Regions from separate parts of the Mus musculus genome. Here all the other regions are linked to region 2. The links are chromatin loops, found by intact Hi-C in ENCODE. Cell type or tissue: left cerebral cortex. All regions are shown on one strand.

What was found. Peaks named below come from ENCODE experiments on the same cell type or tissue, not always from the same donor. Only the 100,000 strongest peaks of a DNase experiment are listed, where the experiment ranks them.
Region 1: it touches region 2 in a loop (11-fold over the local background); 2 of 42 quality-filtered maps call a loop at or near these places.
Region 3: a loop joins it to region 2, with 7 times the contacts of the local background. A loop is called at or near these places in 2 of 42 quality-filtered maps.
Region 4: a loop joins it to region 2, with 2.8 times the contacts of the local background. A loop is called at or near these places in 2 of 42 quality-filtered maps.

The regions. Positions count from the first base shown.
Region 1 is chr11:85,841,730-85,849,729 of GRCm38, forward strand. It overlaps Tbx2 (T-box 2), which reads left to right. Exons shown (of 7, transcript NM_009324.2): 7 at 1-219. Among named protein-coding and RNA genes, the nearest start is that of Tbx2, 13 kb to the left of the region's middle. In left cerebral cortex, CTCF peaks have their summits at 471 (motif pointing left), 1,677 (motif pointing right), 3,079 (motif pointing right) and 7,548; DNase peaks (open chromatin) are centred at 457, 1,753, 3,089 and 7,544; H3K4me3 peaks cover 1,620 bases.
Region 2 is chr11:83,849,435-83,857,434 of GRCm38, forward strand. It overlaps Hnf1b (HNF1 homeobox B), which reads left to right and starts at 1,435. Exons shown (of 9, transcript NM_009330.3): 1 at 1,435-1,958; 2 at 6,470-6,669. The coding sequence starts at 1,615. Gm12576 (a long non-coding RNA gene) reads right to left here and starts at 1,197. Exons shown (of 4, transcript XR_388929.3): 1 at 1,073-1,197; 2 at 1-845. In left cerebral cortex, no CTCF peak of the experiment used is centred here; a DNase peak (open chromatin) is centred at 4,934.
Region 3 is chr11:85,826,471-85,834,470 of GRCm38, forward strand. Tbx2 (T-box 2) reads left to right here and starts at 6,145. Exons shown (of 7, transcript NM_009324.2): 1 at 6,145-7,031. The coding sequence starts at 6,637. 2610027K06Rik (RIKEN cDNA 2610027K06 gene) reads right to left here and starts at 5,918. Exons shown (of 5, transcript NR_077059.1): 1 at 5,698-5,918. RefSeq lists an enhancer at 3,665-4,050 and a promoter at 5,680-6,670. In left cerebral cortex, a CTCF peak has its summit at 4,734; DNase peaks (open chromatin) are centred at 5,341 and 7,578; H3K4me3 peaks cover 281 bases.
Region 4 is chr11:83,938,388-83,946,387 of GRCm38, forward strand. It overlaps Ddx52 (DExD box helicase 52), which reads left to right and starts at 3,703. Exons shown (of 15, transcript NM_030096.2): 1 at 3,703-3,877; 2 at 4,856-5,054; 3 at 6,149-6,282; 4 at 7,718-7,903. The coding sequence starts at 3,791. In left cerebral cortex, no CTCF peak of the experiment used is centred here; a DNase peak (open chromatin) is centred at 3,722; H3K4me3 peaks cover 1,514 bases; H3K27ac peaks cover 733 bases.

The DNA of each region.
Region 1 (8,000 bases), 2.0 Mb after region 2:
CATTTTACATGAGCATCTATATTGTACAGGGCCCCAGGATCCTTGGCTGCTGGGGAAGGGGAGGCACCGAACCCCAGGGAAGGCCCACCCTGCGGACCCCTCAGCCTCTGCACCCCGGTTTTGCCCGCCCGGCCCACGGGCCCCACCTCAGGTTTTCACTTTTTGCTCCAGAGGGAGAACGAAGCGAGAAAATAATAAAAACGCTATCATGCGATTTGACCCGCGCTGTGCGCTCTGTGGGCCGCGCGGGGCTGGGGCTCTGAAGAAGGGACTGAGGCGGGGACACGGGCGCCCCTTTCTGGCCCTCAGCTGCACCTCGGCGATGGCGGCCCGGCAGCCCGGCCTCGAGCAGATCCGCGAGGCTCCGAGGCGCCGACGTCGGCGCCCGGCTCAGGCCAGGCCTGGAGGCGCCACTCCGCTCCGCAGCCCCCGCGACCCAGGCCCGCGGCCCGGGCTCCCCCTGCTGGCCACTCTGTGTGACCGCAGCTCCTGCCACTCCCCGCACCTAGTCACAGGATTAACGCAAAACGCACAGAGTGGCCTGGACTCCCGACTCCCTTTCTAGGACACTGTGGACCTGCTCCTCACCCCTCCTTTCAACCTTCCTGGGTACATGATCTGGGAAACGGGGCCCTGCTCTCTTCTCTTTCTCCTTTCGTGTGTGTGTGTGTGTGTGTGTGTGTGTGTGTGTGTGTGTGTGTGTGTGTGTGTGTTGGGGAGGAGGTAGTGGCCAACTTTCTTCAGTACCACCAACTCCAGAATTCTGTCCCATCACTCTGCCTTCTGGAATCACTCGGTGCTTGGGGTGCTGGGAAAATCTGGCCTAAAAATCCCTCCTTACAGCTTGTTTATCTTCGATCCCCTCCTTGCATCAACTTGCTGGCGACTTTCAAGGGAGTCCCACTGTGTCCCACTGGCCCCATTGGGCTGGTGCTTCCCTAAGACCCCCTCTGTTAAGGAGAGCTCCCATCCACGCCGCTCCAGAAGGCCACAGCTAGTAACCTCATCCAGCTGGCAGGTGCCTCCGGGAGCTGATTACATGTCTCTGGATTTGTGGTCGTTGAGCACCCCGTCTTCATCCCTTTAAGTCCAGGAGGTTTTGACGTCCAACCCCAAAAGATTGCCTTGTTAGACATTGTGAACCTCTGGGGCGTGTATGACTTTCCACTCGCCCGGGGACATCAGCAATGATTTGAAGGGCAGAGTGAAGATGTAGGTAGACTTGAAAGTTTCAGGAACTCCTAATGCTCCGAACACCTTCCTGGGCTGACACACTTACAAGGAAAAAACTTTGTCCAACTCCTCTGAGACAGGGCTGCCTCAAGTTTCCCTGGGTAGAGAGTGTGGAGTGTGCGCGCGCGTGCGTGTGCGTGCCTGTGTGTAGATGGTCTCATCCCAACCGTAGGTGAGCTATGGCTCCCCTGTTCTGCTCCGCCTGGACTGATTAGGCAATGTGGTTCACGAACCAAGCAGGAACAAGGAAAGTCCCTCCCTACTTCGCATAGAGTCTCTCCCTATCTCTACGTTTATTTGAGGTCACTTTGGGTTGAAACTCCCCGTAAAAAATAAAAATAAAAAATCCCAAAGCAACGTGTGCACTGGCATCTTGCTGCCTCTCGCTTTCAACCAGGAAAGAATGCCGAGAGTTTGGCTGTGGGGCCCCCTCGGCCTGCGGACACCAGGGGGCAGCACACGCGGTGGTGGGCAGGGCCGCAGCAACTCGGGTCTGGTGTTATTTCCGAGCCTGCAGCGCGGCTTGGAGAATCCTCCCGCTCCCCTGCTTTCGGCCGTACACACCCCCCTCCCGGGATTGCCACTACAGTGCTCCGCTGGGCCCCAGCTGCAAGGCCAAGTGCGGCTTGGGGAATCCTGCAGCTGACGGGCTGGGCCTTGTCCCAGACAAAGGCCTGGCCACTCCCAGGCCCAATTAAGCCACCAGCCTTCCCAGCCTTCCAGTCTTCATTGTCTCTGGGGGTCGCCAATTAGCTCAAGCGCCCGTGTACCCGCTGCCTTAACCCTTCAGGACCTGCCCAACCAGGGCCATTGGATGGCAAATCCGTCAGCAGAGAGGAGTGTGTGAGCGATGGGTATCGAGGGGCTTCTGAGGTCTGTTAAGTGGGTGACCAAGGGGCCTCTGAGGTCTGTTAAGTGGGTGACCAAGGGGCCTCTGAGGTCTGTTAAGTGGGTGACCAAGCGTGTCGCCAAGAGACTCAATGGGGAGTGTGGGGTCTTAGAGAACTGTGCTGGTTTAGGACTGGGTGTGATAACACCCGAGAACTCGAAGATTCAGCATTTGGAGCCTTCGTGAGACCCCTAGCAGCGCAACTGAATAGATTCCGAGATGTTGGACACTGCATTTTCCACGCGGTTAATCCGAGGCTTCCGAACCCTCGAGCCATTTCTTCCTTCCAAACTTCCCGCTGCGGTGCAGAGCTTCTGAGCCTCGGCAGAAGGCCCTGTCCTCCTGGAGGGCGTTGAACCGGGTTCAGCCTCCCCAGCCCACTGTGGATTCACTGACGCGGGGAGGAGCACGCCGCGGCGCGACAGCGATCCCGTCCCGCCTGAGCTCGGGCCCCGCCCCGCCTGGGCTCTGGCCCCGCCCCCCGCTTCTCTAGGTGAAGGCCGCCGCGGAGGGAACGGTTTGGGAGAGATCAGAATTGCAACTCTGAGCCCTCCTTCCTACCTTGGGAGCGACCCTAAATCCAACTTCGTTTCCTTTTCCCATTCTCCTTCCGCCTCTCCGCCCTTGACCGAGAAGTTTGGAACACTCTCCCGGTAGGCTGAGTCCAGCCAACGATCAAGAGTCAGCGGGGAGAACGACCCCGTGCGTTGGAGGGGGCTGGGCGCTCCGGGTGATCTCAGGGCATTGTGTCGCGTCCTCTGGAGAGCAGACAAGTTACCCACCAGGGAAAGTGTTGGTGCCCGGATGACTGTTTTCCCCTCCGAGTTTCTTTTAGGCTCCCTTGGGGTGCGTGTCTGTCCATCGGGTTTGATGGGCTAAGGACCCCGAACTCACTTGGCTGCTCCGGACTCGGGAGCCTTCCCAGGTCCCAGGCCTCAGGAACTCCCCACGTTCCCACGAGATGGCGCTCCAGGACAGGGCCCGGTCAAGCAGCCGGCCAGCACTCCCTGCCAGAGCCCAAGGTGCAGTGAGTCCAGAGAAATGGGCACGGAGAGGGATCTCAGATCCACTGTAGGTCCAGGCCCAGGGACTTGAGTGGGCTGCCGACTGCGGGCACCGACGAGGGAGCTCAAAACTTAATGTGGGTTTTTCTCTTGGAGCTGCCCTGCAGTGCCAGCTCCTAGAAGCTATGGTCTTCGATGTGCCTGGCTGGACTCAGATTCTTCTTGGGACAGGGAAGGCGCTTGCCTCTGGCTTTCCTGGCCTCTTGGAAACACAGTCAGGGCTGGGATCTATGAGCACTGGAAAACACGCCTCTGGCCCTTTTGGAGTGTGAAGCTCCACTGAACCATGCAAGCTTGGGTGTAAGTGTTGGCTAAGACATTCCTCAGCTCCTACCTCCACCTCCTCAGCTCCTCAAGGTCACACGAAGAGACTGTTAGGTATGCACCAGGGACCAGTGCACTTGAGGACCAAGGGTTAAATCTTACAAGACAACCAAAGGTCTTGAGGAGGCTTTGGGTCTTCAGTAGTTCCCGAAGATGCTAAGTAAGAAGGACTCAGAAGTGAGCCACCAGAGTTTGAGTCAGGTTTGAGTCGGATGCTCGTGGGTAAAGAGGGGAAACCTGATCACTAACAAATGGCACACTCAGAGTGGGGAAAATTTGGGGGAGCTAAGTACCAAAGATGCCAGCAGCTCGACAAACGGGCAGAATAAGTCTACATACGCTTTTTAAGAGCACACGGATAGAAACCTGCCCAGTTCCCATCAGTCTTGCATCTCTTCCTTAGCCAGCAACTTGTTGCCTCCCCCCAGCCAGAGTCTCGGCACCTTCAAGGCATACCAGAGGATAGGATGAGACCTTTGGTAATCTAACAGTCACTTGATGCCCATCTATTGCAAAGCAGATGTTCAGTAGGAAAACTGAATGAGAAGTTCAAAGCCAACCTTTGCCTCTAGCCATGAGATCCTGAACAGTACGACTCTCTTTTCTGAGCTCCAGGATCCCGGTTGGCAAAGTAAATGGTGTGGACCAAACCCAAAGTGATATGTGAGAGACTAGTTGAAACGTTCCCCTCCCCGACATCAAAGGCTCCTGAACAAGGACCTAACCCTTGAGGAACCTGGGCCTGAGACATAGGCAGAGCCACTCACAGACCTTGGGAACTTTGACTGTTGCTAAGCTTCTTGGACTGGGGTCAGGATTGGTGGCCTGGATGAATTCCCGATTAGGAAATAGCATTCCAGGTTCTGAAACCCTCGGGGAACCAGCTGGCTCCAGCTGCCTCCAGTCCCTGTGGGATGTGGCTGTCACAGTTCAACCTTCCCACCAAGCACAGTTGGGAGGGGGCACATCCTATGGGTTGTGAGGTGACTCTGGCCTCCAGCACCATGGGGTTGCTGACAGACTGAATGCAGGTTCTCCCCAAGGAGAGAAAACGGTACCAGTGGAGGGTCTTCTGAGGCCCCTTCCTAAAGGGTATCCCCTAGATCTGGGCTATTTACATGGGCTCAATCCTTCCCTGAACTGAAGGCTTGATGGTATTCAGAGTACTTTCTCATGAGGGCTCGCTCTCAGTGAAGGCTAAGTCAGGGGCAGTATAGTGACCATGAACCGCGGAGGATGACATTGGGGTTCAGAGAAATGAAGGGTTCCAGGATTTCCAGTAAATAAAGGAAAAGGCTCTTTCACAATTCAGTGAGCAGGGCCCTTGGCAGCAGCAGCTAATGAGGTGATGGTGGGTATAAGTCAGGCTCCCAGCTGGGAAGGGACAAAAGGGCTGGGTGCATGACCTCTGCTGACTGCCGGATGCTGAGCCCTGGTGTCCTGGCCAGGGTCTGGCTGTGGGAGAAGTAGCCTGATTTAGAGACAAGCCCAGGAGACCAAGATGGCTGCTGGCTTCACATCAGTCTAGCAGGGGAACGTAGCCACGGCCCGTCTTCACTCTTGTTTTTATTTCTTGAGAACAGGATGTCCTCTGGCTCCATGGCAGCTGCTCCTCAGCTTGACAAGAGGAGCTGTGGGCCACCACCCCATGCCAAACACATTTCCTTCTCATTCTTGGAATGGGAACTTCCGTTCCAGAGAGAAAAACCAAGGCTTAGACCTGTTCCGGTTGAAGAGAGGTCACAGAATCTTCCCAAGCCAGTGTTCTTTCCCAGAGCCTCGAGGGTTCCTGCTCTGTGGTCTCTGGACATGAGAGATGCCATTGGGTAATTTTTATCTAGTCGCAGAGCACATGCACAGTCCTTCCTTCTTGTCCCCACCCAGGGTCTTCCTCCCTTCTCAGAGCAGCTGTGTCTGCCCTTAGGCTTTCTGGGTTTGCCCATAAGATTGCTGGTCGCATCACTGATATCCTGTGCAATAGACACCTCTTAGGTCATCCCTCACCCATCCCCCACACCACCACAGTCACCTGTGCACACAGGCGCGTGGAGAGACCGCATGCACACCAATAGCCATAAGTATATATCTGTACAGGTGCCCCTTCCCGCTGGACCACGTGCAAACACAGTCTTGTTTGCATACACTTAGGCATAGAGGAAGCAGAGACAGGAAAGGACAGGGTTTGAGGTTAGTTGTGTGTGGTGCCTCATGCCAGTAATCCCAGCATTTAGGAGGCTGAGGCAGGAGGACTGCCAATAGATGAAAGCCTGGTTACTCGGTGACATTCCTGGTTATACTGGTTACACAGTGACATTCCTATCTCGAAGAACAAACTCCCTCTTCCAACAACAACAACAATACACACACACACACACACACACACACACACACACAGAGAGAGAGAGAGAGAGAGAGAGAGAGAGAGACCGGGGCGGGGGGGGGGAGCACTGGGCTACCCTGTACAATATAATGATATCCTGTCTTAAAGACAGACAGGTGGGCTCTCTCCTGCCCCTGCCTTCTGGGGCTCAGTCTTTTCTACCAGACCCCATGTCTGCCATGTCTCCTCTGGGGAGGGTAGATATTTCATCAAATCTCTGTGACCTACAAGGTCATTGACTTCCTTAAGGCATAGTTGGCATGGTTGGTGTTTCTTTTTTTTTTTTTTTTTTTTGTTTTCTATTTTTTTTTTAAAGATTTACTTACTTATTATGTGTAAGAACACTGTAGCCATCTTCAGACACTCCAGGAGTCAGATTTGTTACGAGGGATGGTTGTGAGCCACCATGTGGTTGCTGGGATTTGAACTCAGGACCGTTGGAAGAGCAGTCGGTGCTCTTACCCGCTGAGCCATCTTTCCAGCCCAAGTTGGTGTTTCTTTTGCTCATTGCTCGGACCCCAGACTGAAAACTGCTCAAACAAAGAAGAGGGCTACAGAAAGCATTCGAAGAAGAAATGAATGAGTGAATGAACCAATGAATGAATTTTACCATCTGGAAGCAGGGCCTACAGGACAGTCCTGCTCAAGCCCTGGACCAAAGGTCGTCTTCCAAGCCCACTTGGAGTAAGTTGTAGAGAATTCCTGTTGGCCTTCAGCTTCAGTCCTAGCCAGACAAGGCCTCCTCAGAACCAAGGCTCAGGTTGGGTGATTGCGCGTGAGTGTGCATGCGTGCGCGCGCACGTGGGAATAAGTGTCTTCCCAGAGGACGTCTTTTTGCTATAGAAGGTTCCAGGCTATCTACATGTACGACTAGCCTTTCAACTGTGCTCTCCGGCAAGGCTGATAATTCTTTGTCCCCTGGGAGTTTGGTACCCTATGTGTTTTGGAGCAAAAACTTTGCTCCTGCCACCCAGGGCATGTGTCTTTGCAGGCCACCTTTGGGAAGCTTCCCTGCTGTCTGCTGGTTAAGCCTTCCCTGCATATCCTGAGATGAGGAAGCCCTTCAAAGGCTATAGAATTTTCAGGGTGGTCCCGGCCCTTTAGCCTAGCAATGGGGTCCTTGTGGGTCCTGCCTACTCCCAGAACCGTGTTCCAGGCTCTGCTCTAGCCTACTCTTAGTGACCTTGTCTCAGGGCCTTCTTCTGCAAAGTGCTGGGCTGTCTTCCTTCAAAACTGGGCCCTCTGGTTCCTCCAGGGTTGTTCTGGTCACCTTTGTTCTGAGCTGGATGGATACCTAGCACAATGTTTTGCAGATAGCTGTCATTGACTGTGTCATTTTACCATCCCCAGTTACTTCAGCAGAGATCACATTAGATCAGGCGATTCTGTGTATAATGCCTGGGGGCGCACTGCCTCTCGTGAAGGGCAAGCCAGCGTGGAAGACTCGGGGACAAAATCTAGGAGTTAATAAATTCCTCGCCACCTCCCCGGAGGAAGGTTACGAGTGTTAGTGCGTGTGCGCCTGCGCCGGCTGGCGGAACTCTTCTTTCTCCTGAACTCTGGCTCAGACCGATGTGTTCCTTTGCCAGTGGGTGAAATGACCTGCTTGGATCGGTAACGCCAGCCGTTAAAAACAATGGCTCTTTCCGACCACTAGGTGGGGATCTAGGGTCGTCCAGACAGTCGCTATCTGTCTTGTCACAGGCAAAAACCAAGGTTTCCTTGCCTTCTCTGGTCTGGCCCTCTCTAGGTGCCTCCCTCCACATTCTGCTTAGCAGTGCTGCAGGACGTGACTAAGTGCACGGGCCTTGTGCGGCAGCCAGTGAGCCCCTGGTTCAAATCCCTTCCTCCTCCTCCTCCTCCTCCTCCTCCTCCTCCTTTTCTTTCTTTCTTTCTTTCTTTCTTTCTTTCTTTCTTTCTTTCTTTCTTTCTTTCCTTCCTTCCTTCCTTCCTTCCTTCCTTCCTTCCTTCCTTCCTTCCTTCTCTCTCTCTCTCTCTCTCTCTCTCTCTCTTTCTCTCTCTCTTTCTTTCTTTCTTTCTCTCTTTCTCCCTCTCCCTCTCTCTCCCTCTCTCTCCTTCCTTTCTTTTTTCTTTTCTTTTTTTTTCTTTT
Region 2 (8,000 bases):
ACAAATGAGAGAACCGAGGTTCAAAACCGCCTCTACCCTGGGGAAATGTGTGTGCCTGTGCGTGTGCGTGTGCGTGTGCGTGTGCGTGTGCGTGTGCGTGTGCGTGTGCGTGTGCGTGTGCGTGTGCGTGTGCGTGTGTGTGTGTGTGTGTGTGTGTGTGTGTGTGTATGTGTGTGTGTGTAAGCAGTTTCCTTCCCTGCAGCTCAGGTCCCTGCCTGGAGGTCTGGGTGCGGCTTGTGCCTCCTTGCTTCCTCTCCGGGTCCCAGGGGAGATGTGGCAGAAACTCCTGCCGTGCTGTGCCGAAAGGCTCAGAGCTTCCTTCCGGACCAGACCTGGGTGGGGGAAAAAACATTTTTTTTTCTTCAGTGGCTTTAGGGGTGCCTGCTCTAGGTGGCATACAAGACTCCTGCCACCACCACAGTGAACTTGTGTTTATAGAGCGCGATTCTTAACTCCCGGTACAACGGACTTCCTAGAATTAAGAACCAAAACAGTGGTCCTGGGTAATCCAGAGCTGCAACAGTCGGTCCAGCCACAGGTCAATCTACACATTCACTACTAGAAAGGAGACTCCGTAGCCCTAGTTTTGGGTGCAGAGCTCAGGCGCTGTTGGGTTCCGGGTTTAGGCAGAAGGCGAGCTCCAGGTGTCCTGCTCCCCCTTGGCTTGGCGGGGCAGGTAGCTGGTGAGCCCTGCAGCGGCAGAGCTCCACTTTCGCTACTCCCTCTGGCCATAAACGAATCGGCGTCTCCTTTCAAGGGTCCCGCAGGCCTCTAGCACGTTAACAACGCGCGGTCCTGGTCAGGAATCCGGCAAATCCAAACTACCAGGCGGAGCTGAGGAGGACCTGGAGAGCAGTAACCGAGGTAAAAAGAAATGGGGTCCCTCCAATTCGTTGTAACCGCGCCTAAAGCCACTCTTATTCCTGGCGCCCATTCCCAAAGAATCTGATTCGCCACCATCTGACTACATCTCCAGGCTTGCTACCTGCAGACAACCTGGAGGCTTTCTGCTCTCCTCACCCTCCCCCCCTCCCCCTTGCCAAGGCACCCCAACTTTGTCCAGCTCTCTCACCTGAACCCCCGAAGCGCAGTTTCTTCTTTCTGGACTAAAGCCGAACCTGTCGCTAGTGGAAAGGTCCCCCACCCCCACCCAGCCCAGGCTGCAAGCCGCTTGCTTTACCAGTCCAAAGGTCACCTAAAGTTTGGCTGATAAACAGAATCGGTAGAGAAGATTTGGAGCCCCCCAGCGTGAGTAGAATGGGCTCTGGCAAGTCCCAATCCCGGCCCAAGTCTCTCGCTCCGTTGGACTGTCCCTTAGGTTCTCCCACTTTCTCGGTTTTTCCCCCCTCCCCACCACCATTTGCATCTTGCCGAAAGCTGAGCCCTTCCCACTCATTTGCATATCTTATATGGCCTAATGGTGGAGATCATGGCAAGTTAGAAGTTTTCTGACTCCTCTCGGAGGAGTCTCCGGGACCCCAGAGAGTAACAGGTGTCTGAAAGCTAAAGGGTGGAGGGGTTCCAGGACTTGGAGTTCTCTTGTAAAACTCCCCTCCACCCTCCTCTCTCACACCCACCCATCCCCTCAACCCCTTCTTTTTCCGTCCTTGGAAAATGGTGTCCAAGCTCACGTCGCTCCAGCAAGAACTCCTGAGTGCCCTGCTGAGCTCCGGAGTCACCAAGGAAGTGCTGATCCAGGCCTTGGAGGAGTTACTGCCGTCCCCGAATTTCGGGGTGAAGCTGGAGACACTGCCCCTGTCCCCCGGGAGCGGGGCGGATCTCGACACCAAGCCGGTTTTCCATACTCTCACCAATGGCCACGCCAAGGGCCGCTTGTCTGGGGACGAGGGCTCAGAGGACGGCGACGACTATGACACTCCTCCCATCCTCAAAGAGCTCCAGGCGCTCAACACCGAGGAGGCCGCGGAGCAGCGGGCCGAGGTGGACCGGATGCTCAGGTAGGCAAGCGAGCGAGGTACGCCCTGGAGCCCGAGCAGTCTCTGGAGTCCCCGGCCCCTCACCGGAGGCATGAGGTGTACACTGCTCTCCCCAAGCCCCTTCCCCACGGGAAAAATAGCCCGGGGGCACTCCGCTTCTCTGCTAACTATTGAACCTGGCCCTCCACCGGGCGACCTGGAACCCCCAGGCTTCGTCTGCCTCCACCTATGCGGGCAGCCTGGACCCAGGCACTTTGTTGGTGGTACCCAGTCACGAGAACCGAAGGTGCGGAGCCTTAGGTCACATGACCAGAGGGGCTGGTGGGTGCAGCGAAAAGGCTGCAATTGCCCCCGGACCCACCAAACTTCCCAAACCCCAAGCCACGTATTAATCCCTGCGATCTGCAGTTCTCTGCAAAAGACCTGGCAGCATCAGTGGCCGAGGCCTGGGAAGCAAGTTCTCTGATTGTGTCCTTACAGAGCCAAGTTTAGAATTATAAAGTGGAAAGTTTGTTGTAGGGTCACCAGTGCCGGGCAAAAGAAACCATGAACAAAGGGAGAGAGAATAGGTGCTCCTAAGACCACCATGCCCTTTTGCAGAGGTGGGCGTGTACGCATCTCACTAACGACACCCCAGCAGGCTTAGGGGAGCCCAGGCTGGCTGGCGGTCCCTCCGGTGGCTGGGATCACTTGCCGGTCCTCTCGCCCGGGCCTACGCTTTGACAGCTAGTTACTAATTATCCAAGGAGCCAAGCGGCTCCCTTAGACTGCGCGTCGCTCCGGGGCCACTTGGCTTCAGAAAGGAGCCCCTCGCGTGGCCTCTGACTCTTAAGCCCTGCGGCTTCAAAGTTTCAGAGTTCCGGAGTGACTGTGGCGGCCTCCCTGGCTCGGCTTCCTCTCCTGCAGCGCGCGCTTGGGGTGGGATATGACCTTGCATTTGAATTTGCGCTTTGGGGACCCGGCCGCTCGCCCTCTAGCCAAGGCAATCTGGAGGACTTCTAAAAGTTTTTTGTTTTTTTTGTTTTTTTAACCCCTAAAATGATTTTGCTCTAATTTAAAAGCTTGGGTTTCTTTCGTTGCTGTTTCTCCACGTAGCAATGATTTTTTTTTTCCCCCTCTGGCTGAGTTTAGCGGCCTGGATGGTGTCAGGGGTAGAGGGTACAGACTGAGGTACCGAGCCCCTCGGAAGGTTTGGGACGGCAGGCTGGCAGAAAATTTATCCTGGGGCCTGGCTCAGGGACCCGGCATCCCGTCGCCAGCCCCCTGGGGCCTAGGTCCTTCCTCCTGAGAGCCACTGTCTAGTTCGCCTCGGAGCCGACTTAGGGAAGCCCGGGAGGCCGAGGGCGCCTCTCCACCGTGGTCCCCACCCCGGGCTGGACAGAGCGGAGATGTAACATAAACTGCAGCACGTGGAGTTGGGGTGTTATTAATTTATTCCTATAAATCATCAACAGAAAGTACACAAAACGTGATTAGGTTGAAAAGAGAGGCGGGTTATTCATTGGTGAAGTTGTAAACTCGGCTTAGAAAGGGAAGGAAATCAAAACGCAGGAGGGGGTGCTCGCCGGACACACGCGCGGAGGTACGGGACGCACCCCCAGGTCCCCGCGCTGCTCTGGGAAGCCGACACCCGCAGAGCTCTGCGGGCGCAGAGTCTCTGAGTCGGGGGTCTTAGGACCTGGGCCTTCTTCCCACCCCCAAGCCATGGGGAGCAGAAGGAGAGGAGCCCAGACTCTAGCTGGGGTGAGGACCCAGGGCACACCCTGAAGCTCTGTCCCATTCGCAAGCTGGTGCCGCCTTCCCTCCCCTGGGCCTGGAGCGTCTGACTTTATTAAAGTAATTTTTCAAGAAATTGCTAGCGGCTCGCAGGTCACCGCGCAGCCGACTGCAGGGTACCGGGCACTCTCTTTTGTTTTTCTCTTCCCGCTCCACCCCCTTGTTCCCCTGTAAGTCAGAAAGAAAAGAAAGGTGTGCGGGGGAGGAGGGTCACTCGGTGGCGCGCCTGGTCGCCTTTACCCTGGCTGGAAGAACCTGGCCAGAGTGGAGGGTTGCAAACGGCGGTGTCGCGCGCTCCCCGGCTGCGGGTCGGAGGCTGGTGTGCCCCAGGGGCTTAGGAGACCTGGTGGGCCACCTAGGGACCAAGGCCCCTGGTTCCCCGCGAGCCGGGACCCAGAGAGTCTCTGCTCCTGGGAAGCAAAGTCACCCTTGAGGAAGGAGCGGGCTGGACGTTGTGGCCACTGTGGGTTTGCTTTTGACACCTGCGCTGGCTCTACAAAGGCCGAGCGCTCCTCGCTACAGCGAGTTTCTCCTAGGGAGGAAACTGTATTTCCCAATAACTCTTTACCTGGGCCTCAGAGCTCTCTTCCGTAGGGAATATGCGGGGCATTCTGGGATCCGAGAAGTTTTTTTTTTTTTAGTTTTTCAGGTTTTTTTTTTTTTTTTTTGTTTTTTAAGATATAACTACGCCATCTTAACCCCCAATTCAAATATTTTTAATTCAGGGCCTGAAGGTTTTGTCTCAACGGTTTTTCTTTTGTTTTGTTTTTCTTTTTTCTTAATCATCTCGCTGTTAATTCCCCTTTTCACGGAACCACTCACGTTTAGAACACACTCTTATGCTAGGTTTTTTTTAGGTACGTAGAATAACCGGTAAAGAAGCTAAACAAAGGAAAAATGGCCAAACGATCTGTTAAAGCGATACAGTGGTAATTTTTAAAACCCAAATACTGTTTTCTCTAACTTTTGAAGCTATGGTTCGTATCTGTTAGAAATGTTTTTCCACCCTAAAAATATCTGTGGAAATGTTAACCAACAATGAGCTTTTAGACGATCGCTGTTATTTACGTGGTTATGTTTAAAATGTTGATTGCCGTGTTTTCCTCCTGCTCAGGATGAATTCTCCAGGTCTGACACTGGAACGCAGTTCCTCTGCTTTTTTTCTTACTATTTCATTATGTTGTTCTACTTTCTGGGCCTTAATAAATGCTTGAGGAATTAGTTAATTTATGTACCATTAATGTGAACGTTTACAATTCACAAAAACATCTCATTCGAAAGCCTGGCTTCTCACGAATCCGATAGCAAAGGCTTGCTGAAATAGCCACAATTCAAATGCTATACAATATCTCCCTTGATTGCTGGAGATTTTTAACGCGTTAAACAAACTAATTGATTTTTTTCAGGCACCATTGAAAAAAATAATTGTTTTACCACTGTATCTAATTTGGCCTCAGCTTCAACACCAATTTTTATTGTTTCATCTGAACCCAATTTTCTCTTTGCTTTTTGATGTCTTGTTAAGCTAATATATTGTGTGTATATGTTTGTGTATATTATATATCAACATGTAGTGAAGAATTGTTTCTATAGCTGCATTAAATAACTCATATACATACTTGTATTGTTCCTTTAATACTTTTGATCTGTGCTGTGCCTTATGAGACTTGGTCTCTTATGATTCTTAGAGACTTTCTTAGTCTCTTCATTTCAATGACAGTTCTCATTCTAAGTCACCTATTTAACAAGCAAGAAAAAGTAACAGTGAAGTTAAAACAACATTTTTTTAAAAGCCTGGGAGATACCCTCGTGCCGTGTTTATAATGCAAGCTGTGCTTGCAGTTTTGAGAAACCAGAAGCATGTCTATTCTCAGTCCAAACTTGAAATCAGGGAGAACTGCTACCTCCCAGGTGGCCTCTCTGTATCAGAGAGATGCAATCTTACAGGCAAACAGAGTATTTGGGAGCATTGTCTTACTCCCAATACTGAAATTACTCTTCCTTGATGGGTTTTATTTTAGAGGCGGGGCTGTGGATTATTTTTTAAGCATACCTGCTTTGCAAGTGTCCTGTTCAACTTGAGAGAGCGCATATTTGAGAACGCTTTGCTAAAACTCCAAAAACAATGTAATATTTGATCACAAAAGGAATCACAACTATACAAATGCTTATGAAATATTTCAGTTTGATTGCTGGAGGTTTCTAGATACATCAAACAAAAATAATTTTATTTAATGCCCAGGCAGTCTTTAGAAGACTGACTGTTGCTTGTGTCCCAGGAGGTGTGCACACAGACCTACCCCTGTTTTAACAGACTGGACCTCCTTTTTAGAAGGAGAATAATGTTGGAGAGTTTTTACTAAAACTTTTCAAACAGATTTGGCTCCGTGTAGCAACTCGGGCTCCACGCATCTCAGCTCTCTGGTGAGACTCTTGTCTTTTAGTCTCTTGAAATCCAAGGAGAGTGGAACAAAGCAAGAGTCTTTTCTTCCACGGCTAGGGGATAGGGTCTGGGGAGTGGGCAGTAAGGGCAGGCTTAAAGCCCTTCTTGGAAGGAAAGGCTATATCTGGAGGGCACAAGGTCGGAGGTGCCTACTCCTCTTGCATATAGTTTGCTTTTAGCCCTATACCTCTCGTGAGGCTGGAGTTCCAACAGGTGGGGGAATACTTGAAAATGACTTTTTTGCTCCCAGCAGGTGAATACTTTCCTTTGGGCATTTTGAACCAGCATCCTAAAGATCTGTTTCTCTGTCTAGCGAGGACCCGTGGAGGGCTGCCAAAATGATCAAGGGATACATGCAACAGCACAATATCCCCCAGAGGGAGGTGGTCGATGTCACAGGCCTGAACCAATCCCACCTCTCTCAACACCTCAACAAGGGCACCCCCATGAAGACCCAGAAGAGAGCTGCCCTGTACACTTGGTACGTCAGAAAGCAACGGGAGATCCTCCGACGTAAGTGTTTTAACCTTGCCTCTGCTTCAACCTACAGGGGCTTTTGCCCTCACTCTGACCTCGTGGGCTGCCTTAGTTTCCCCTCCACCAAGAGGCCTCTTAAAGTAGTTGGCAGATAGATACAGTTGCTACACAGTGGCTTATCTTGTATCATTTCTCTCTCCCACAGCCCCTGCTACACAAGTAGTTACACTGAAAAGGCCTTCAGGGTGTGCAGTGTACTCTGCATCTATCTAGTCCTTCTTTCCAACATCCCTTTCATTGTTTCTTGGTTGACATATGAAGACAGTCTGAGTTTCCAAAGAAGAGATTACATGGTGGTCAACAATATAGATTGTCACTGCTGTTATTTTCTTCCCCTCTGGAAAAAGTATAAATAGTTAAAGTGTCTGTACAGAACCTAACCCTGTTCCTTGGAAGTGGGGGTGGGGGTGGGGTGGGGCAGGGGTGGAGGACTGAGTCCAGAAGCAATTTAAAGCAATTGCTCACATTTACCAAGACTAGAATTTGGGCTCAGCTGAGAGTGACTCCACCTAGTGAAGACCTCCTTTCTGTCTGAGGCAGGACACACTTAAGAGTGTATGCACTTAGAGCGCTGACCAATTGGTTTTTGTTGTTGTTTTTTGTTTTGCACGTAATTAATTTCAATGAAATGTTTTTAGTTCAGAAGAAATTATTAAGGAAAAACAGCAAGGGATTCTGAACAATTTTGCAACAAGTTACCTACACACCCCCACACAATCCGTCCCCCTACACTTTGCGTGTTGCACACAGGTTCTTCCACACACTTTCCACACAACTTCCAGATTTACCAGATTACCTTTGAAATGCTACTAGCATGTAAAACTCCGAATCCCTCAGTTATGCCAGCATTGATGCTTATGGGGCGGGGGGGGGGGGGGGGTTACACGATGCAAAGTGACTGGTGCTGGGTCACTGATTCAGCTCACACTGCTTCGCTTCAGGGGGATTTTATTTGTTTGGGTTTCTTTCTTTCTTTCTTTCTTTCTTTGGTGGTTGTTGATGCAGTTTTATGGATTTTTTTCCTTTGGCTTTTGTTTTTTGTTGTTTTTGTTTGTTTGTTTTTGTGTTTGGTTTGGTTTGGTTTGGTTTGGTTTGGTTTGGTTTGGTTTTTTTGTTTGTTTGTTTTGAGACAGGATCTCCCTGTGTAGCCCTGTGCTGGAACCCACTCTGTAGACCAGGCTAGCTTTGAACTTAGACATCCGCCTGCCTCTGCCTTCCAAGTGCTGAGATTAAAGGTGTGCACCTCTATACCCAGTTTATACCCAGGTTATTTCAGTTCTTAACCCAAGGTCTTCCTTCTGTCCCAA
Region 3 (8,000 bases), 2.0 Mb after region 2:
AGCAAGTTCTTGGGTTTTGTTGTTTTGTTTTGCTTCTGAGCCCAGGTTTCAGGTAACTCAGGCTAACCTCAGGTAGCTCTGTGCAGCCAAGTATAACCCTGAACTGATCTTGCTACCTCCTGTGCTGGCACCCCTCAAGGGCTGAGATTTGAGGCATGAGCCACCATATGCCTAAATTCTTGCTTCTGTTTCCTCCCTCCTATTGTGGACCTGAGTGGCGACAGAGAGACAGCTGTCCACAGACAAGCATGGTGATCAGGAAAGAGACTGATGCAGTTCTGGCCCCTCTTCCTTCACCTGCACCTCCCAGAGACCCCAGAGAAGTCCTGGAAGGACGGAAAGAAACCCACTGAGCCAGGTGTGCCTTAAGGTGGAGTTTTTAATGGAACGGTTAAGTTCACAGACAAGCAGCCTCCCAGTCAGAGCTGGGCCAGCATCTGGGCCCCTGTCCTTTCCATAGCCCACATTCAACCCCTAGTACCTGAAGAGAAAATTTAATATTTAGGCTCTTTCACCAGATCTGAAATCACACTTTGCTCCTACCTGGGCTCCTGGGAGCTGAGAAACCCTGTGTCAGAAGAAAGCTTGGGAGAAAGACAGGAGTGACAACCCAAGACCTAGGCCCAGCAAGCTGGGACTCCCCAGAGGAGCAGCTTTTCCCGTTTGGGGAGCATTCAACATAGATATGTCTGGCACAACCCCTGTCCCCAGCTGGAGCAGCACTTTAGTCAATAGAGGACAGAGGAGGGTGCCATGGGCTGCTCTTTGCACAGAGCTGGTGGCTTGGCTGATCAGGGATGGTAGAGAAGCTCTGCATAGCATGACCCCTGCACCCACCCTTCTGCTACACAAAGATGGGACCTTTCTCAGCCCCGCAGGGGACCTACGGACCCTGGCCCAGCCCTTTACAGTGGGCAAAAAAACAGATGTGGCCTCCTCCAGTCAGGGAAAGCAGTGGGTGTAGCGCTGGACGTGCTGGCTGAGCTTGCAGGACAATCTGGTTATTCATCTGCTTGCAGTCAGGGCAAGTCTAAGTAAATGGGGGAAGGGTGAGGATCAGAGAGCTTAGATAAGCCGGCCCCATAGCGGCTGCGGGTTGCAGTTCAGGTTATCTGAAAGGCCCTGGGCCTGGCCTCCAGCTAATTGGGAAGGTTAGGGACCCAGCCACAGCCTGTAATCAGCTGAAGGTGAGAGCTAGACCGGGGACCTTACTGCCACTAACCCTAGAGGGGCCAGCTTCTTATCCTCTACAGATAACATCCGAAACAACCTCAACCTCTCCCCCCCCCCCCTTAACCCCTAGACCGCATGATACCATCACTCAGAAAGCCATCAGAACATGAATCTAATTGTGACTGGGCCAGGTGACCTTGAGGAAGGCAAGTGACCTCCTACTTCTCACAGCACTACCTACTTACGGGGCTCCCTTTCAATCTGGGAGGAAGAGGCTGCTGGGAACTGGCCACTCATAAGGTATGGCACTGTCTGGGAGTGAATCAGTAAAAAGCCCAATGGTCCAAGAGCAAAAATCACACAAAACACAGACACAAGGGCCGACTCTGCCAGGAGCATGCAGAAGACAGCCACTGGGCTGTAACTGAGGATAATTTCCTAGTGATCGGTTCTAAATGTTAAAGATCGGAGACTAACCCCCACTCATTCCACCCTCCTTTTATTGATGACAAGCCTGAGCCCCCAAGAAGGGCAGGGACTTTGCCAAGGTCATGGAGTCACAGCTAGTCAGCTGACCCCTGTCTGCACCTTGCTACCCTGTGAGCTGTGTCTTGTTCCTGTTCAGCCACCTGAAGCCCAGCTGATCTCTCTCTCTCTCTCTCTCTCTCTCTCTCTCTCTCTCTCTCTCTCTCCCTCCCTCCCTCTCTCTCTCTCTCTCTCTCTCTCTCTCTCTCTCTCTCTCTCTCTCTCTCTCTCTCTCGTGCCCCCAGGACATTCCCAGACTTCACACACACACACACACACACACACACACACACACACACACACACCTGCAGACCCTCCCGCAGACCTGGTCTGTAAAGCCAGAACCAGTGGAGTTTCTGGGATGCCAGTGTGGCTTTGCTCTCTGAGCAGGACAGCAATACCACCTTTCTAAGGAGTGGATGTGGGATTCCATTCTGGCTTTTCCACCTGGAGCCATGTGACCTTAGGCAAATTAGCCTCTAGGTAGGCTTCTGATTCTCATCTGTAAGGAGAGGGACTGTGAAGAGCAGCAGAGACTGGCATGGCAGACGAAAAGGGACCGCTGTGGGTCAGAAAGGTGCTTAGAGGCTACTGCCCCGTAGCTCTTTGGTAGGGGTGGGACTGCGGGGACACCCACAGATTGTGACCGCGCTGTACCCCAGGTACTCTTGAGAACCAGCCTGCAGTGCCCACAGACCAGCCCCGCCCCACTGTTGTCGGTAGGCCTATATTGGGGACCCTTCTCAAGTCGGTTCGCTCTTGTGAGATCCCAAACACGCACCACGTCCAGGCTCAAGTTCAAGACTGGCACCTCACTTTTGCCACCCAGTGTGTACCAAGAGCGACAGCTGCACCTCCTGGGACCAAGGCTCAGGGTAGCAAGTATTTAGCAGTTTTTTAGGAGTTATACGATTCCTAAAGCTCCCCCAAATCGACTATAACCTATCTTCCTAACCGCGTGATCTCTCACTATGCAAAGAAATGCCCGCCCACCGGAGCAAGTGTGTCCCTGACAGAGACAGTTTGGTTGGGCCTCGCCTTTGCATTAACCTGGAAGGCAGTGGCCATACAGGAGGTAACTGTTCCAATACTTCCCATAACCTGATGAGGAAGTGGTCCCGCGGCTGGTCCTGGCACCAGACTAGGGGCACAGCGTCACCAGAAAGAAGGTCGGGCAGCCCACTCTTCCCGCGCCGCCTGCCGCACCCCAGCCTGTTGGCCAGACCCTGCGCTGGGTAATTGGGACGAAGAGAGCCGGCCGGCGAGCGGCTCCAGGGAGACTGCAAGCCTGTCAGCCACAATTTGTTTAAGTGGACGGGACAGGCTGGGCCGCCGGGGGCTGGGGTCACCGAGGCCGCGGCCCCCAGCCTGGCCAGACCCAGGACCGCGGGGGAGCCCAGCCCTACTGCTTAACCGGGCTAGCTGGCGCCAAGGCTCTGGAAGGCGCGGGTCCGGTGGAGAAGCCATGGATGGGAACAACGAATGCACCTAGTGTCTTCTACCGACCACTTTTCCTAAGCATAGGGCCACACATGTCACCCCAGCTTTTCCCGGGCACATTTATAAGTCAAGGCGCGCTTAGTACCCAGTTATTGGTGCTCACGTGCCCTCACTCAACTCTGCCACAGGACTACACATTCCCCAGCCTTCCCGCATCCATTCTATGAGGGCTCAGGCAAATCTTCACGCATGCAGACATCCGCAGGGACCTATGCTATTTAGAGATCAACTCTTGAGAGAGGACTTAGCCTTATCTCTTGACCATTCTCGATGTAACTCGGCCAAAAGACGGACCCGGCAGCCCTGCCAGGCTTGGGAGGGCAGTCCCCTCCGGCCCAGGCTACTGGTGCTGGATTTGATTGTTGCGGGAAGCTAAGACTACAGACCACGTGAAAGGGGCCTGGGACCACGAAGCCAGCGCCTGCCCGACGCCCCCGCCCAGAACTGCCTGGGAGAGGGAGGGGCGGCTGAGCGCGCGTCCCCCACCCGTCTGCGGGTCCCGGCCGATGCGAAGTGACAGGGGCCGGAGCTTTGTTGTGGAGCCTCGGCCGCCTGGCGCCAGGCGCCCTCGTCCGTGCCCTCCCCCTCCAGCCCCGGGCGGCCCGCGAGGCGCCCCCCGGGGCCTCTTAAAGAGACACGCACACTCTGCCCAGGGGACTCCCCCAGGGGCGCCTGTTCCTGGGAAGGGGAGATGAGTGGGGGTAGACCCAGGCGGGGGTAGGGCGAAGCAGGAGTTGCGAGCCGCAAGGCGCCGCTCGAGAGGCTGCTTAGGCCGCCCCAGCACCAGTTTTCGATGCTACAAGGATATTCTAAGAAAATTTTGTTGGGGATGGGTCGATAAAGAATCTTAAGAGCGGCTAAAGCAGGTCATCCAGGTGACTACGTGATGGGGGTGGGGGTGGGGGGGTGGCTGGAGCTGTTGGTGGAAACCCAACCTGCCCTGAAAACGTCTCTGACCAGTCGCAGGTCCTTAGCTCTATAGGTGGGATTCAGATCCCCTAATGTAGCCACTGGGCGACAGCTGTCCGATTTCGTGGACCAATAACTCAGACCTTCATGTTTTAACTCTCAGGCCTAAACGGGTAGACCAGCTACTGTATGCTACCCAGGAAAATGACCAAAATACATACTTCGATACATACACATTTTTACAAGGTACTAAAGTGCCTGTCCCCATACACACAACTTAGCAAATGTCCTGCCAACTCGGAAAGCTGAACTGACTACTTCTTGTTCACCTCACTAACTGTCCAAGTGTGTTCAGACACATCTCTCCTGGAGGAGCCACATCCTGTCTGAATTGGAAGCAGTGCAAAGCTGCAATGGATCTCTCACCGGCTGCGAACACCGCGAAGCTAGAGCTGAAGGTTCACTGTGGGCAGAGAAAAGAGTGAGAAAAGCGACCTAGGAGTAAGGTCCTGAAGAAAAACCCAGTGGGGCAGGCGCGCACAGGGTTATGAAGAATTACAAGCGCCTGGTGTTGGCTCAGATGTATAGGAAAAAAGGTCGTGGAGGCCAAACGACTCCTGCTGGTCTCAACCCCGTACTGCCGGGGGCAACTAGCTTTTAAACGCCTTTCTGGGCGGTCAGCTACCAAGTGCCTGAAGACCTGGTGTATGCAGCGGAGGGGCAAGCTGCCTGGGCCACTTACGTGGTAGGTGCCTACCACGGGGACATAGGGCTGGAGCGGCAGAATTCGCTTATACTGGTTGGGAGGGTGGGAGTATCCACTGTGGCTAGTTCACACCCTGCTTCCCCTCCCCAACAAGCACAAGGGTGTGAGCCTCAACCCTAAACAGGCAAGTGTATGATCGTTTTACTCTGGGCACACCTGATTATGGTTTTACACACACACACACACAGAGAGAGAGAGAGAGAGAGAGAAAGAGAGAGAGAGAGAGAGAGAGAGAGAGAGAGAGAGAGAGAGAGAGAGAGAGAGAGAGAGAGAGGAAGATGCATTGGGGCTGTTGCCAGAGAGATAACGAAGACTGATCGTCGAAGGGGGTGTTCACACTTGCTGGCAAACACCTCGATTCCCATCCGCATTACTCAGCTTTCCTGAACTAGGGAGCCTTGAGCTTCCAAGGGACGGAAACAATCTCTAGAGAAGTGACTGAGAAGAAAAGATGCCAGAGTTTAGGAAGAGATAGATGGGCTTGCATCTCCAGTACCGGATGCGGCGAAAATTCCTTCTGGCGCGTGTGGAGAATCTGAGTTCTAGGATCAACTAGCGCGGCACCGCCTTGGGCTCTGTAGAAGGTGCGCTCACCTACCTGGTCCCAAGGATCCATTTTCCTACTCGCCAGAAGGTTTTGGCTTAGTGACCTGACACAGACCTTCTTTAGGCTAAATGCCCGGCCCTTCTGGAACCCCAGGTTCCTGAGTCTACGAGGGGAGGAGCAGGTGGGGGTGGGGACCCTTCGTTTCCCCAGCGCAAGGCGGCGTCCCGTTCCCGCCCGTGCCGGCCCCATCAGGGTTCTGCCATGGCTCCCCACTCACCGGCTCCGGACACCTGATTCGGCTCCGGGACCTCGGCCGCCCGAGCCTCCTGATTTGCCCGCCCACCGGCCTCGCTTTCCAGTGCCCGCAGCCTCCCTCTGAAGTGCATGGACCCGGGGCGGTGACCGGGAGTGGGGTGGGAGGCCAGGCTGGGTCGCAGGCAAGAGCGGCCGGGCCTCCCGGCGCGGGAGGGAAAGGGCGCCCCCTCTCCTCTCCGGAACGTGTCAATGCTTTGCACTTGGGGCCGGCATGCGGCTAGGGGGTCCTTCCCCAAGGCCCCGGGACCCGGGCGCCCCCTGCCTCAGGCCCTTACGGCGGGTCAGATCGGTCCTCTGCGCTTTCCAGCCCTCGCCCAGGCAGCGGCGGGCGCGGGCGGCGAGGTGGGGGCCAGGCCAGGGGGAGGGGTCTCGGGGCCCGCTGGCCCGTCATTGGTTAATATTTTATTCTGTTGACATGTTTTCTTACTGCTGAGGCTTCCGACACCTTCTCCCTGGCCTCCCCTCCCGTCCAGAGCTTGGCCTGAGCTGTCAAAACCCCGCCCCCGGAGACCCACAATTGGTCCAAAAAGCGTAAAATCAGCAATCAAGGGGGGCCTGGCTCGTTAGCGCAGGGGATCCGAACAGGGCAGGACATGTGAGATAGTCACAGTTTTCCAGAGATCAGGACAAGATCTAACCAGTCGCGCGTGGTCCCCGGCGCCGGAGCCGGCCAGCCCAGCCCAGCCCAGCCCAGCCCAGCCCCGCGCAGCGCCCCCTCCGCCCCCGCGTCCAGAGCCCTGCGCCCCTTGAGGTGCGCGGGACGGGGAGCCGGGAGAAGCCGCTGCCGCGCCCGCCGCCCGGGCCGTCCGTCCTCCGCGCGCGCCGCCGCCCGGGCCGGGGGTCCGAGGCGCGCGCCCCCGGCCCCGGCCCCGGCTCCCAGGAGCCTGGGCCGGATGTCCCGATGAGAGAGCCGGCGCTGGCAGCCAGCGCCATGGCTTACCACCCGTTCCACGCGCCACGGCCCGCCGACTTCCCCATGTCCGCCTTCCTGGCGGCAGCGCAGCCCTCCTTCTTCCCGGCGCTAGCGCTGCCGCCCGGCGCGCTAGGCAAGCCTCTGCCGGACCCGGGCCTGGCGGGGGCGGCGGCCGCGGCAGCAGCGGCGGCGGCGGCGGCCGAGGCGGGGCTGCACGTCTCGGCACTCGGCCCGCACCCGCCCGCCGCGCATCTGCGCTCGCTCAAGAGCCTGGAACCCGAGGACGAGGTGGAGGACGACCCCAAGGTGACGCTGGAGGCCAAGGAGCTGTGGGACCAGTTCCACAAGCTGGGCACCGAGATGGTCATCACCAAGTCCGGGAGGTAGGACGGGCCGGGCGGGCGGGCTCGGGGACCGCACAGCACCCACCACCACTGGGTCGATGCTCTCTCGGATTGCCCCCGCTCCGGCCCTGGCGCCACACTCCTTTCCACAGACAAGCAAGCTGACTTTTTTTTTTTTCCGTTTGGCTCCGGAGCGAATTAAAAAAGAAAAAGAAAAGCAAACATCTCTCGATTGAAATAAAACGAAAACACGTTCCTAAAGAATAGTCCCAACTGTTCTGAGTCTCAAAGCCCCGGAGACTCTGGCGGGTCTCCACAGCCCCTTGCGGTCTCACTGTTTTTTTTTTGTTTTGTTTTGTTTTGTTTTGTTTTGTTTTTGTTTTTGTTTTTTCCGTCTCCTGGACGGTCTGGAAGTTCCTAAGAAAAGGGATCTTTCCCGGATTCTCCGCTCTGATCACTGGAGTCCATAGTGGGACTAGCATCCCGCCTCCTGCTAGCTCCAGGCTGACCACTTGGTTCCGGCAGAGAGTTGTCCAGCCCACAGCTAGGCCTTGGAGAGAGTCTTGCTTGTCCTTGGAGCTTGGAGCACTGGACCAGCCACCTCTTGAGGCCTTAAAGCCAGAAGAAAAATAAAATCCCCAATCTTCCCAGCACTCCAGTCTCTGAAAGTCCAGGCCTCAGGTTCACCCTGTTCCCCCGAAATTCTAGGCTAGGGTTCCCTGATTAAGCCTCTAAATCGTTTCTCCCAGACAAAGACCTTGATAGTTTATTTCTTCAAGCCCTGTCCCAAGAGTTTATTTCCTCTCTACGAATTTCAAGGCAATTCAGAAAAGCCTAGTGTATCTCTAAAGGGCCTAGTTTCCTTTCCTGGGCATCAACCCTCATCTTAGATCAGAGTGGAGGAAAGGTCTCCAGACTGAGTGCAAAACGCATCCAAAGCTTTACAAAACAGGCTCTGGCCGGCAGAAATAGGATGTCTTGGGAGTAAGAAGCACAGGCTGGGTCTTT
Region 4 (8,000 bases), 89 kb after region 2:
TGTGCCAAGTTCATCTTCTCTACCAAACCCATCCTAATGTGCCACAACACCCATCCATCACCTCCAAGCCCCCGGTGACAACTCCTTCTGTCCCTATAGCTTCCGCTGGGGTTCCTAGAACAAGCATGTTGGTACTCTATACCCTAGCAGGCTCTACTCCTTGAGAACAAAGATGGGCTAAGTAATCTCTGCACCCCTAGGCCGTGGTCTGTGATGGGACACTGTAAAAACAATGCTCTCCTCGCTGAAGCTTGCTGGGCGATAAGCAGGGAGTATACGAAGAAAAATATTCCAAGACACCCCTTCAGGCTATGGCGTGGTCATTCTGCTCATAACAACAAGCTGTTCCAAGCAGCCGCCACCTTGGTGTTGCACAGACGTTGTGTTCTCACTGGCTACAGTTGAGAAGCCATGTGTGTCCAACAATCACACCATACTAGTTTTTGGAGAAATTCCAGTTACACAGAACCAGGATTCAATTTCCTCTCCACTTTTATTGACGATACTTTGAAATAGTTTTGTTTTTTTCCCCCCAAGAGGAAATGCTCTCTTAATGAGTCAGCTGGACATTGTCAAGGCAAGCAATAGTGTAAGTTGGCTCCCATTTGACTTCATTCATTCCAGTCTATTAATGCAAAGCACCAACTAAAGAAATAGGTCCACTGTTAAATTCATAGAGATCTTTATGTGGTTTGTCCTATTTCATTAGATCAGTAAGACTTACAGAACTGGGGAGCTGGCTCAACTGGTAAGTTACCAGCTACACGAGCATGAGGAGTTCTATTCAGAACCAGGGAACCCATACACAAAGCAAGGTGCCATGTACCCACAACCCTAGCACCAGGGGTATGGGAGGTAGCTTAGAGTACAGTTGGATTCCTGACGCTCATTGGCTAGTAAGTCCAGCCAATTGGGGAAGCTTTGGATTCAGAAAGAGACCTTGTCTGAAAATAAATAAATAAACGTGGGACTGGAAAGATGGCTTATTGGTTACGAGCACTTACTGACTGGTCTTATGAAGGACATGGGTTCGGTTCCCAGGATTCACATAGTGGCTCAAAACCACTTATAACTCCAGTTCCAGGAGAGTCAATTCCTTCTTCTGACATTGGGGCACCAGGCACAAATATGGTGTCCATACATACATGCTAGCAAAAACACACAAACAATAAAATAAAATAATCCTAAAAATAAATGTGGAGGGTCAGAGAGTTGGCTCAGCAAGTAAACATGCTTGCCACCAAGCCTGAAAACCTGAAATCAATTCTTGTTAACTACAGGGTGGAACCAACTCCTGAAAGCTGGGTTGTGACCTCCACGCATGCTGTAGCAATGCATGATTACACATGAAATTAATATAATAAAATTTAATAAATATACAAAAGGGAAGTGCAGGTGAGGAGACACATTTGATGTCTGTCTCTGGACACACACATACATGTGCACCTACATGTGTGTATGTGCATGCATCAAAGTGCACACTCCAAAAAACTTGGATATATACCACACAGACACACTACAACACACACAGAACATTCACACACTCACACACTCACACACACATACAACACACATACACAGAGAGAGAGAGAGAGAGACTAAAAAATGACCACTTAATATGAAACAGATTTCATACTCAGCAAATGTATTTAGAGGCATGACACATTGCCTCAGCTTCAGAAATTTTAAAGTCTGTGGACCAATGTGGAGCTATAAGTGCAGCGCAATAGAAAAAAGCTACGGTAGAGGAACGTGGTCAGGTGTGATGGTACACGCCTGTGATCTCAGCACTTGGGAAGCAGACAAAGTTGGATCTCTGTAAGATTTAAACCAAGCTCCAAGTCCAAGTCCCTCCTTTTAAAGTAAAGGATATAGAGCACAAATTCAACGAGCAAGACAAATCTATTCTCTGGAAGAAGGAAAGTGAGCTGGCCATTGGTATAATGCTAAATATTTCCTAGTAAGGAAGGCCACCTACAGGGCTTTCCTCAGCTCCTGGGAGGTTAACTCTCTAGGGAACCATTAATACCATGGGGCTATAACTGGATGGGAGAGACCATAACCTCCACTGTATTAACGTGGATAAACTTTGGTCCTGCCTAAGCTAAATGCTACAAACGTCTTCACAGCCTTATCTGTTCTTCTGCATGGGTTCTCAGGATCAAAGTCAGATCATCAAGTTTGCAGGGTTGGTGTCTACCTGTTGAGCCATCTTCCTGTCTCCTCAAAATACTATTTATAGAGAGGGAGTAAATATATTTAAAAGAGTAAGATGTCCCCACTGTTAGCTGTAAGGAGGAGTCAGGGAAGAGATTTTCATGACATCTTATGCTCACTCCACATCTGCTCTCCTCGAGAATGAAAGTCTCACTAGAACTGAACTTTCCCCCTCTCCTCTCTATATCATAGATCTATCCACAAATGATATGGACATATGATGTTTGAGTCTATGCATTGTATTATTTATATTTTGATGTCTCCCAGTTTTGTTTCTCCAGCCTTCAGTCCTGAGCTTCAGACTCTTGGGTCCAAGTACCTAATTGGATGTCTTCACTTAATCAAGTAGAGATCTACATGTCTACAAACGTAACAATTCCATGATTCTCATTCTCACCAAAAGGCTGCTCTTCCTTTCTTCTTAGTTCAGTAAATGGCATGCCATCATCCCAGCTCAAACCACAATATTTAGCTACCTCTGGATCCATTTCCTCACCCTACACAAACTCCATCAGGTACATTAAACTCTATATCCAAACTGTAGCCCAAATCCATCCACATTTGAATAGCTATCAACCCAGATAAAAGCAACAGCTACTTTAGTCTCCATTTCTACTCTTATCTGTTCCATGTCCCTTCTCCAAATAACTCCAAATAATCATGTATGGCCCTTTCACGAATTCATTCATCAAACATTTATGGAAAGCAAACAGAACCAGGGATACAATCATAAAGCAAAAATAGATCTTCATGTTTGTGGACTTACATTCCAGAAGACAGGTTATACAAAACTTAAAAAGTCGAGTAGTTCAAACACAATGAGAATGAATCTAAAAATCAAATGGGATAAACTAAGATAGTTGCTCCTTCCATGAATTTTGGTTTTGCAGCATGTTTAGATTAAAACCTAAATACTTCATCATGCCCTTGTTACAGCGTTGAGACCTGGTTTGTTTGCCCCTGTAAGCTTAGCTCCAGCTACTCCAATTTTCTTTCCTTTCTTCATTTCTTCCTTCATCCCTCCCCCCACCCACCCCCTTTTCCTTCTTTCTGTGGCACTGGAGAGCAACTCAGATCGGCTTCTGTTCTAACAAGGTTTCAGATCCGTTTCCTTCTTCAGATGGGTTTTCTCTTCCCTGGAATGCTGTTCCCATGTCTTGGGAAAGTGGCCCCTTCTCAGTTCAAATTTGATTGAATTTAACCAATCTAACTAAACTAGCTTCTACCCCTTCTCAACCCATCACAGCTTTTAATTTGCCTCACGATGCTTTCCATTTTCCTCAGTTACAGTAACTGGTTAATAGTATCTCTGTCCTTTCTAAACGGTAACCGAAAATGCAGAATATTGGCGTGTTGCTCATCAAACTATCACTAAACGTCTAGCACACTCCCACGCACAAGAAGCGTCGATTTTGGATTTTGTGAACGAATTCCCAGCTCACACGTTTTCCACGCCTATCACAGCCAGGCTCCGCCTCCTGGAGCGACTTCCGCTACGGCCTGTGCGGAAGCAGTCGCGGATAGAAAGTGGTAAACGCAGGCGCCGGGAGGCCGTGGGGCCTTCTGGGTAAAGATGGATTCCTACGACCTGTTTCGCCGGCTTGGAGCCGGCGCCAAGTTCGACGTGAAGCGCTTCTCAGCAGACGCTACTCGATTCCAGGTACTTTCTGTACGCGGGGAGCCGCGTGACCGAGAAGGGGCGGGATCCGGAGATTGAGACCGCCGCCAACCGGGCAGCCGGCGCGCTGGAGACCCCGAGGCCAGGCTCCGATCACCCCCAAGCATTTCCCTCCTGGGATTTAGCTTAACCTAAGATTTACCCCAGACTTCTGAAGGACTGTTTACTGAGCCCCGGTAGACTCAGTTGAGCCTGGCACAGACATTTTGATTCCCAGGTATCTTACTTTACTCACAAAGTTGGAATCCTTTCCGAGACCCCTCTTAGAAACTAAGAAAGCACGCTTTCACTGTAAGCTACCCAAGTTTGACTTAATGTACAGATAGCTGTACTGCAGTGGAGAGTTGGGGTGTTTTGTTTTGTTTTTTCATCACTCTAACCAACCACATTTTAAGTAGCCAACCAAAAGTGTGATCCTGATATGCGGGGGGTTTCTTAAAGAAGTAGTGAGCATGAAAGGAAGTCAGTTGGGACTCACTTGTGAAACATTTTAAACATAAGCCTTACTGTAAAATACAGCCTTTGTGGAGGGTGATGTCTGTGTTTCTTCGTCCTGACTGCAGTGTTGTGGTTACATTTGAACCCTGGAGCAGGGATTTCTGGGATCAAATGCAGGGCCTGCTAGTGAATACTTCTGAGATCTTCACTAAGTTACTTGCTGGTGCCTGGATTTTTTTTTCCCCTCTTCTGTCTCACTGCTATTTACCTTGTAGGGTTGGTGTGAGGATGAAGTAATTTAATATCTAATAAATATCCTTGACGTGTAGTAAATGTATATAAATATTCATTGTTGTTGTTGATAGGATTCTGTTTGCCTAAACACACTACTTAGCTCAACAGAATCTTGTTTGAAAAGGTTAAAAAGGCGAATTACTGAACCTGCGTCCTCCGTACAGCCAGTCACGGTTGGATGGAAACAGTTCTGGCAGTAAATTTCATTTAAAACTTTTGGGGTTTTAGGTAGGAAAAAGGAAATTCGATTCCGAGTCTTTGGAGGTCCTGAAGGGACTAGACTTCTTCGGAAACAAGAAGTCCGTCTCAGATGAATGTGGAGCATTGCAAATACACCAGGAGCCCCCAAATGAGGAGAAAACACAAGGGGTCCTGTTGGAAAGGAGTAAGGAGCCCAAGAAGAAAAAGAGAAAGAAGATGACTTCAGGTTAGTATTGGCTTAATGCTCATTTTTTTTCCAGTTCCAAAACGGTGCAAGCTGGTAAGTCAGACAACACATACCTAGCAACCTTTGTTGATGCCATCTGGATTATACCTAGGTACTGGCTGTTACTTGCTACTGCAATGATGGTCATGCATAGCCTTTTGGACAGGTGTTGCTATTTCTGGAGAATAATAATCCTAATGTGGAGGTACTCTGTGAAAAAATATGTATCACTTCCTTAGAAGTTATGTCTCAGTGAAATTAAAAATTATGTCTTAATAATGCCACAGAGGAGATGGAGAGATGGCCTAGCAGTTAAAAGCACTGACTGCTGTTACCGAGCATACAGGTTGAATTCCCAGCACCCACATGGCACTTTACAATGCCTATAACTTTAGTTCCAGGGTATGGAATGCCTTCTTTTAGTTTCCCTGGTTACCTGGCATACATGTGATACTCAGACAAAACACTCATACCCATTATTTAAAAAAACAAAAAACAAAAAAAATCAATTAGAAACCTGGGCATAGTAATACTTGCCTACAGTTTCATCACTCTGAAGTTGGAGGAGGGAAGATCTGTAGTTCAAGGCCAGGCTAGACTTTGTAAAAAACAAAATATTCATTGAAGATCTTTGCTCACTACTCATAGAATTTTTTTTTTAGATTGTTCTCACATATTTGTTCTACCATACAAACATTAAAGTTGGCTAATCTAGTCATTAAGACAGTCAGGTCTACTTCTAATTGAGCCAGTGTTGACAGAAACAGGAAGAACTGCTGTTTCTATGATGTGGACAGCTCTAAGCATAGTAATTTCATTGCTATTGCACATGAAATCTTCCTCTATTACAGTAGTTTCTAGCTCGATGTTTGATGAACAAGCTGGCTGCCCTGTAGCCTGTGTATGCTCAGTCCATCTCCTGTTTGACACATACAGTTGTCTTGATGTTCAGAATTAACACAGCCAACAAAAGGAAGAGAGCAAGCCTGGGTGTTCTGTCTGCACCACGTTACAGCTCTCCTGTTCCTGGCCTTATGCCAGTTTGGCACACCTAATACTGCTGCACTTGATACCTTTGATTTTTTCAAATATAGAAGTTCCTGCTCAAGAAGACTTTGACGGTGGTATCCAGTGGACATCCTCTGTAGAAGCAAAGCTTCAAGATGAAAAAGTCAGTGGAGAGAAGAAGTTAACTTCAGGAAAGTTGGAACATCTCAGAAAGGAAAAGGTTCGAAAAATACCTTCACCTCCCAAAATGTACAGAGTTTTCACTGGACATCCCGTTTGTGAATTTATTTTGTTAAGATGGAAAGCTAATTATATTTGTTTAGGTTTTACTTTAATGCAGACTGACAGAAGCCATCTGTGCAGTGCCGGAGTGCTTGGTTACACTTATAGAAAGATCAGAGTTCAGTTCTGGTTGTTTATAGATACGTGGTGTATGTGTATAAGAAGTCCTGAGCTCCTCAAGTTTCAAGAAGAATAGTGTGCGTATAATTAAAAATTTCAAGTTTCTTGGACTGGTGAGATGACTCAGTGGTTAAGAATGCTGGCTACTCTTGCAGAGGACCCAGGTTCAGTTCCCAGTACCCATGAGGCAGCTCGCAACCGTCTGTGACTCTAGTTCCAGACATCTCTGCAGTCATCAGGCACACACGTGATGATAATACATTCATACAGACATATAGCAAAAACACTCATATACATAAATTATTTTTTAATTCCAATTTCTTAACTCCTTTTGATAAGCCTAAAATTTGGCACCCTTTCTCTTCAGTGTTGAACTTATTACGGTTTAAAAGCTTCTATTTTCCTGGGAGGGATTACAAGGCTAGGATTCTTTTTGTTGTGGCCTACATGGATCTCTTGATTCTCCTGCCTCTACCTTCCAAACCACTTTACCTATAGAGGGATAAAGTTCTTCTTCTTTTTTTTTTTTTTTTTTTTTTTGGTTTTTTTGAGACAGGGTTTCTCTGTGTAGCTATGGCTATCCTGGAACTCTGTAGACCAGGCTGGCCTTGAACTCAGAAATCCACCTGCCTCTGCCTCCCAAGTGCTGGGATTAAAGGCGTACGCCACCACTGCCCAGCTAAGGATAAGGCTACAGGATGTGAAAGAACAATGAATCTATTGTTTCCTGAACCCTTGCCACTTGGCTGGTGGAGACTGCAGCACTGTGCTTCAGTGACCCAGACACCAAAATGTGGCTGTCTGTGGACTAGCAGATGAACAAGTTGCCCAGTCAGTACCACTAAACAGCACCCTTGGCATTCAGTTTTAAGAAATACAAGGGTTGATGAGCCTGTTTTTATTTTTAAAGTATTAAAAAGCACTGGTATTTGTATGCTAAGAACCAGATTGAAAACATAATTTCAGAGCTTGCCTTCTAGAAGTTTCTATAAAGTTATATAAAAAGTGTGGCAGAAACACATTACAGTGCACACAGACAGGTGGGCCCCATCATTTGTACAGGTTTTCTAGCTGTGAATACCATGAAATGTACTCAGTGTCTGTGTTGGCTGTGGGCTTGTATTTAAGCAGAAAGCTCCTTGTGTTGCTATAGCTTATGCCAGAACTGTTACTGCTGTCGGAAAGCATCTGAGATTGTTGTTACTATTGCTGTTTGGATGTATACATGTTGGCTCTTTTGTTTCAATTTGTAGGTCAACTTCTTTCGGAACAAGCACAAGATACATGTCCAAGGAACTGATCTTCCTGACCCAATTGCTACATTTCAGCAACTTGACCAGGAATATAAAATCAATTCTAGATTGCTCCAGAATATTCTAGACGCAGGCTTCCAAGTGCCCACACCAATTCAGATGCAAGCCATTCCAGTTATGCTGCATGTGAGTGAAGATCTAGGATGCCCGTAACATTCTCCTGTATCTTCATTCCCTTCCTGGCCCCTGGAAATCCTTCCCACCTATAGTCCCCTATTAAGTC